2 separate regions of the Homo sapiens genome follow, and region 2 is linked to region 1. A link is a contact called in ENCODE Hi-C or POLR2A ChIA-PET data. All regions are on one chromosome and are shown on one strand. Each heading gives the region's core, a stretch centred on a gene start or an enhancer-like site at or near the end of the contact. The rest is flanking DNA. Distances are from core to core; before and after follow the strand shown. Region 1 holds the start of HK3 (hexokinase 3). Region 2 has its middle 17 kb from the start of NSD1.

Region 1 (3,735 bases), core at 522-3,021:
TGGGAGAGGCCAAAGGGAGGGTCATTCCAGACAAGTCAGTGCAAACAAAGACACAACAGAAGTAGCTCGATGTGTGTAGGAGAGCTGCAAGGCACATTCACGGTATAAAGGGTGTGGAACAAATTGGGGGAGCTTATTGAGGATCTCTGTGCCTGGCATGGGCACTGTGAGTGGTGAGAAGCCTGTGAGCAAGCGCAGAGGGAAGGCCTGACCTCCCAGCCCATCGGCAGTGCTCTGGTTGTGCCCACCTCTCCCCCAGCAAACTGCCTTTCCTCATTCCTTAGCTCCATCTCTACAGTTGGAGATTGGCACTAAGGGGCTATGAGGGAACCTCGTGAGGACTTGTCCTTCCCTTTGTTGGTCAGTGGCCATCTGGTGTCTGAAGAGAACCGCTGGCAGCTGCAGTGCCTCTGCTACAGCCAGGCTGTCCCAGCTGCTCACAGACCTCAAGCTCAGCCATCCTTCTCCCTCCACTGGCCTTGACCCAGACTTTCCCTGGCATTCTGACTAGGGAACCAGGACCCCTGCTCCTGGGGTCTGGACACAGACCTTCCAGAAACGCAGATGAAGAGCCCTGGCCATGCTTGTCAGGGGCATATCCTCACCCTGGCTCAAGAAATGGCAGGCTATCTGCATGAATCACAGCTGGGCCTTTCATAGTCAGTTCCACATTCTCCTCTCCCAACTGAACAAAGTTGAAAGGGACTGGGATCCCAGGCTAGGCAGGATGCTGTGTTGTTTGTGACAGCCACTCTACCCTCTGCCACCCCATCCCCCACTTCCCTGCCTTTCACAGCCTATATGCCTGGTTGGTACCCAGTAAACTTCACAGCAGGACTGATGTTTGGCATGTTTCCTGGCCTCTTCATGCCACTACTGATAGAGGAGCCACTATCTCTGGTCTCCATCCTGATGTCATGTGGAGGCCTACTATCTGTGGATAGAGTTACTGCTGACAAGGCAGCCTGAAGCTTTAAAGTGTATCCATGCCTTCAACAAAGATTGTTGCAGGCTGTCTAGTATTCTACATTGGTGCCCCAAGGTTCTGTGCCTTTGAGGAGAAATTCCCACAGAAAAACAGCTTGTTCGCCAATAGCTCCACAGCAGCCTAACACTCCCCTTCTTCCAGTAGAGAAGACCTAAGATGTGAACCTACTCTCCCTGCGCAGGCTACAGACTAAAGGCTAGACTCCGCAGTCTGCCTGTCACCTCCTCTCCCACTATATATTCCTACCTTGGTGTACCCTCTTCAGGCGCCTGGAGCTGCACCTCATTGCTGTGTGTGTGTGATTTGTGGTTGTGCACATGCTCTCCACTTTGTCAAGGACCACTTTTGTCAGCATACTGCTGTTCTTTCTTCAAGACTCAGCTTCTTCAGCTAGCCCTGCCCACTCTCGGCAGAGTCAGTCCCTTCCGCTTGTGCTCCCACATTGCCTCTTGCTCAAAAGTACTTACCATAACCTTTCCAGGCTAGGCGCCTCCAGCTCCTTCTAGGGGCGAGCCACCACCTCAGAACTCACTATATTTGCAAAATAAACAGCCCTCAGCATTGTAGAGGGAATGGCCCAAAATCTTAGACCCAGTTCAACGCTCCACTTCGCGGTAATCATCTTGCTCAAGTTTTCACCACAGCCTTGCCTAGCCTGGGCTACTCTTAGGGCAGGCTTGGAAGGAAGTGCAGCTTCCTGAATTAGCTGATGTTTGGTAAGTGGTGGTGGAGGAAAAGGGTGGGGCTTGAGGATATTATAACTCGGGTCACCCCTGAGTGTTGCTTTTGGTCATTGGGGTGCCTCATATTGCCAGACAAGAGCTCAGACCTGAGGAGAGTGACTAGCTTCTCTGTGTCCCAGGTAAGCACTTCGGTCTAATTACTGCCTGCTCCTTCCACAGCTGTCTTGTCCTCATCCCTCCTGTTTGGCTCACACCAGGGGAAGTGGACACTGGAAAGATTAAGCCAGCTGGTTCTCTTTCTTTGTTTTTGAGATGGGGTCTCTCTCTCTATCACCCAGACTGGAGTACAGTGGCACAGTCAGGGCTCACTCCAGCCTTGACCTCCTGGGTTCAAGTGATCCTCCCACCTCAGCCTCCGGAGTAGCTGAGACTACAGGCGCACACCACCACACCCAGCTAATTTTTGTTATTTTTTTCTAGCGATGGCGTTTTGCCATGTTGCCCAGGCTAGTCTCACATTCCTGGGCTCAAGCAGTCTGTCTGCCTCAGCCTCCCAAAGTGCTGGGATTACAGGTGCAAGCCACCACACCCAGCCTGCCAGCTGGTTCTCGATGGCAGCTCCCAACATCAGTAGAGGTCCCTGGGGTACTTTTCAGGAGGAAAACTCACTTCGTGTAGCCCATTCAGCTAAGGGAAGCCACGGGGCCCTTAGGCAAACAGACCCTGGGCTCTGGGGATACTGCAGTGAAGGAGACATGTCCCTCCCCACAGGGAATCTCAGTGGGAAGAGACAGAGCTGAATACATTTACCTAGCATATAAATATTAGGGCTACTTGGGGATTGCTTCACAGATTCTGTCATGTAAAAATGCTGAATAAATATTGAATGGATGAGGGAATGAATGAGTGAGTGAATGAATAAATGAACTAGCTGGGCCTTGAGAAAGACACGTGTGTAGCCCTTAGTCCTTTTCGAAGGTAATTGCCCCAGTTACCTCATTTTATCCTTGAAATAGACCTGCAGCATAGAACAAGAATTCCACACCCCTATTTGACAGATTTGGAAACTCAGCATAGGTATGTATGGTTTGGGGAGATTTATCAGAAGCTGATTTGTTGCTTTATTAAATAAAAAACTACCCACTCCCCTTGCTTCCAATTTTGGAAAGGCACATTAGCACATACCTATACCAGACCCTGTGCCGGCCATGAGTGCAGAGGTGATCAAGTTGGGTGGGGTAAGGAGGTGAAGAAACTAGAAGCAGAGCTATCAGTTTAGGAGGCTGTTGTAATAATCAGGCCGGAGGATGGTCTGGTGCAGTGTGTGGGAATGGGGAGGAGGGGATGCAGAGGAGAGCTCTTAGAGAGCCTGAGATCCAATTGCATAGAGGAGGTGAGGGTGAGGGATGCGCGCAGGCAGCCCGAACGGCCGTGTGAGTGAGCACACTTCGATGTCTCCAGTCAAGGTGGAGAACAGAAGAGCTTTGTGGGGGTAAGGTGATGGAAAAATGAGTATGGCTTTGTTGAATTTGAGGAGCTTCTCCACCATCCAGATAGTGATGTCTAACAGACCACTGGGATTTAGGATTTGGCTGAGGCCAAAGGTAGATTTGGGAGCCCTGACACAGCTATTAATGAAACCTTGGGAATGGGCGAGATAAAGGGAGTGTAGAGGGAGGGCATGACCGAAACTTGGGAACCCCATTGTCTGAAGGAACAGAAATTACTGATGAAGACTACGAGAGACTCAGGAAGGAGACCTAGGAGAGACTGGCCGTGAAAGCCAAGGACAGGGGGAATTCTGTAGCAAAGAGAATGACTACTGGCTTTGCATGCCTGAGAGAGGGCAGCAGAGGTGGGGACTGAGGAAAAGGCTTGGGATTGGGCAGTTAGGAGGTCACCAGTGACCACGTGGAGGGCAAATTAGTGAGCATAGTGGGAGTAGGCAAGGAGGGGAGTGTAGGGGTGGGAAGGTACTATATTTCCAGAAGTTCTGCTGTTGCAAGGAAGGGAGGTAAAGTGACTCAGTGGACAGATGTCTCTTCCCATATTGGGCCCTCTGCT
Region 2 (3,735 bases), core at 567-3,066, 220 kb before region 1:
CCTCCCAAAGTGCTGGGATTGCAGGTGTGAACCACCATGCCCAGCCTAAAGTGGGATTGTTGAGAGGTAATATGTAAGTTTAGAACAGTATCTGGCACCTGGCAAGTCCTCCAATGATTGTAATCACGATTACTATTTTAGCGAGGTTCACACAAAGTTGGTGCATGGCAGCCTTCTAGCAAGATGTGTTTCAGTACCTCCCTGTTGTGTTATAAACATTCCCACCTTATTGCTGGTGTCTTTCCTGATGTAAATCCCATGGTTTCATGTCCTGTCCTACTACTGTTCCTGTATAGCTTAAATTTCCCCTTGTTAGACCAAGTGAAGGGACTGTGGAATTGGAAGACTCAAAAGTCATATGGTTACACTGTTGTTAACAAGCAGTGTACATTCTAGTAAGGGGCAGTAGGAAGAAAAAGCCTTAGTACAAGGCCGTGTGTGATGAGATTGTGACTTCCTCTAAGGTAGGACTATCCACAATCATAAAAACTGTTACCAACGTGTTTTGGGAGCTCACAGTGTGCCAGGTACGAGACTTTACAATCTTCACAAAGATACTGAAGTAGGTATTAGTAGTCCCATTTTCCAGAAGAGGTATCTGAGGTTCAGTGAAGTTAAACACTTGTCCTAGGTCACATGGTAAGCAAGTAATTTTTCTTTCTTTTCTTTTTTTGAAACAGGGTCTTGCCCCGTCACCCAGGCTGGAGTGCAGTGGTGTGATCTCAGCTCACTGCTATCTCTGCCTTCTGGGCTCAAGCGATCCTCCCGCCTCAGCCTCCCGAGTATCTGGGACCACAGGCACACGCCACCACGCTCTGCTAATTTTTGTATTTTTTGGTAGAGACGGGTTTTGCCATGTTGCGCAGGCTGGCCTCAAACTCCTGAGCTCAAGCAATCTGCCCGCCTTGGACTCCCACAGTGCTGGGATTACAGGCATGAGCCACCCGGCCCGGCATTTATTTGGGATTACAGGAGTGAGCCACCATGCCCAGCATTTATTTATTTATTTATTTATTTATTTTTGAGGCAAGGCCTCACTTTTTCGACCAGCCTGGAGCGCTGTGGCGTGATCTCGGCTCACCACAGCCTGCCCACTCTTGCTCAAGTGATCCTCCCTCCTCGGCCACCGGAGTAGCTGGGACCACAGGCGCGCACCGCCATCCCCATCCCCGGCTAATTTTTGTTTGTTTGAGACGGAGTCTGTCGCTCAGGCTGGAGTGCAGTGGCGCCATCACCGCTCACTGCACCCTAGAAGGCCCGGGCTCAAGTGATCCCCTCACCTCGGCCTCCAGGGTAACTGGAAGTAAAGGCACGCGCCACCACGCCCGGCTAACTTTTGTATTTTTTAGTGGAGACGCGGTTTCGCCATGTTGCCCAGGCTGGTCTCAAACTCCTGAGCTAAAGCAATCCGCCCGCCTAGACCTCCCAAAGTGCTGAGATTGCAGGTGTGAGCCACCGCGCCCAGCGGAGCAAGTAATTTCAACTTGGTTCTGCTTGCTTCCAAATCTCCTAAAACACTACTTTGGACCAGAGGGGGTAAAAAGGACATGGCCCCAGAAGCCAGCGAGAGAAAAAGGGGGAATTTATCAGAAGGACACAGGGTCCGGGCGTCTGGGACAGGCGGCCTCCCCAACTCCCTCGGCCGGCGGAACAGGGTAGTGGGAGACCCGGCTCCACACTCCCAGTTCGGCGCCCGCGGAATCCAGCCGGGTGCACGTGGCCAGCACAGCCTCTGGGCCCTGCCGCACTCAGGTCGGGCTTCCGCTCCCGGCCACACGCGGGCCGCATTCCTGGGAGAACGCCTCCTATTGGTCCGTTCGGTCAGGTGGCTGCCACGGGCCAATCAGCGGCGGCTGGTGCCGTGGGCCGCGCGAAGGGCTCTGCGGCGGTGGAGCCTCAGAAAAGATCATCTTTGTACGTTGGGTTGCGCCGGCAAAGGGCAGCCAATTCCTATTAACTTTCAGCGTGTCCCAGATCTTGCTAGCGACCCCACTGGCCCTTTGTGCCTGTTTATCTGAATTCACCACCAGCCCTGCCGCAGCGCTTAGAAAACGAGACAGAGAACAACTGGGCCGGCCCTCCTCGTGGGCTTTGAGTCCCGCCCTATTGCTTCCATGGGTTTTTGTGTCCCTTTCTCCTCTCTCGCCTCTGGAGCGCCAACCCTTTCCTGTCTTCTTGCTCCTTCCCGGCAGCCCACAAACGGCCGAGAAAAATGTCAACTACCCTGCAACCAGGCTCTGCTTCTCCTTCCCTCCACTGTCCTGTCCCCTCTTCCTCATCTTCCTCCTGATCCCACTGCACCCTGGCTTCAGATCACCAGTAGTGCCGCTGTAGCCAAATCCGGTGACGTTTCACCATCTTTGCTGCTTTACTCTGAGAAGCATTTGACTCTTTACCCTACTTGAACCAACCAGGTTTCCAGGCCATCCCACTCCTACCTGATCCCTCCTAATTCTCACAAACCCTTCTCTATGCCTCCATGTCATGGGCATGTCTCCCCTTTTCCCTGCCTGACAAACAAAGGTGTCGCAGTGCCCCATCCCAGGCCCATTTGCTTATTATTCACCCAGTTTCCACGAGGGATCGTCATCCACTCAGCACGTGCATTCCCTAGATGCCAGCAATGCTGGGGCCTCAATCTAGCCTAGATTTGTCCCACAGCCCCAAATTCACTACCTGGGAATCTCACAGACAACTCAGGCTCAACATAAGCCATTCATTCAATAAATATGTATTAAGCTGTGTGCTTATTTATAGTAAATATCTATATCTTTATATACAGACATATTTTTTTCAGTTGAAGTCTCGCTCTGTCGCTCAGGCTGGAGTGCAGTGGCGCGAAATCGGCTCACTGCAACCTGCGCCTCCCGGTTTCAAGCGATTCTCCTGCCTCAGCATCCCGAGTAGCTGGGATTACAGGCGCACGCCACCATGCCCGGCTAATTTTTGTATTTTTTAAGTAGAGACGGGGGTTTCACCATGTTGGCCAGGCTGGTCTCGGACTCCTGACCTTGTGATCCGCCTACCTCGGCCTCCCAAAGTGTTGGGATTACAGGCGTGAGCCACCGTGCCTGGCCTTTTTTTTTTTTTTTTTTTTAAGACAAATTCTCGATCTATCGCCCAGGCTGGAGGGCAGTGACCTGATCTCGGCTCACTGCAACCTCCACCTCCCGGGTTCAAGCAATTCTCCTGCCTCAGCGCCCCTAGTAGCTGGAATTACAGATGTGCGCCACCACACCCCACTAATTTTTGTATTTTTAGTAGAGATGGGGTTTCACCATGTTGGCCAGGCTGGTCTCGAACTCTTGACCTCAAGTGATCCGCCCGCTTTGGCCTCCCAAAGTGTTGGGGTTACAGGTATGAGCCACCACGTCCGGCCAACATTAGGTGTTTTTTGTTTTGTTTTGCTTTTTTAAGAAAGTCACTCCATCGCCCAGGCTGGAGTGCAGTGGCGCCATCTTGGCTCACTGCAACCTCCGCCTCCCAGGTTCAAGCGATTCTCCTGTCTCAGCCTCCCTAGTAGCTAGCTGGGATTACAGGTGTGTGCCACCATGCCTGGATAATCTTTTTGTATTTTTAGTAGAGATGGGGTTTCGCCATGTTTGCCAGTCTGGTCTCAAACTCCAGATTTCATGTGATCCGCCCGCCTCAGCCTCTCAAAGTGCTGGGATTGCAGGTGTGAGCCACCTCGCCCAGCACACAAGTTACCATTAATAAATATTTCTTTATTGCTGC

What was found. A loop is a pair of places that touch in the nucleus more often than their neighbours do. ChIA-PET counts read pairs that join two places held with the same protein, here RNA polymerase II (POLR2A). Pooled maps may share reads with other maps.
Region 2: a loop to region 1 is called in a map of K562, with 2.1 times the contacts of the local background. The contact joins the enhancer-like site here to the promoter of HK3 in region 1. A Hi-C loop is called at or near these places in 1 of 168 maps with a recorded cell type or tissue (K562) and 2 of 50 pooled maps. POLR2A ChIA-PET finds 5 or more read pairs at or near these places in 1 of 52 experiments (PC-9).

Annotation. Positions count from the first base shown.
Region 1 is chr5:176,897,382-176,901,116 of GRCh38, reverse strand. HK3 (hexokinase 3) reads left to right here and starts at 1,771. Exons shown (of 19, transcript NM_002115.3): 1 at 1,771-1,850. RefSeq lists an enhancer at 450-951.
Region 2 is chr5:177,115,097-177,118,831 of GRCh38, reverse strand. No RefSeq gene overlaps it. Among named protein-coding and RNA genes, the nearest start is that of NSD1, 17 kb to the left of the region's middle. Within about 2 kb of position 1,816, at least 23 of the 41 ENCODE cell types and tissues checked have a DNase peak (open chromatin) inside an H3K27ac peak, as active enhancers do.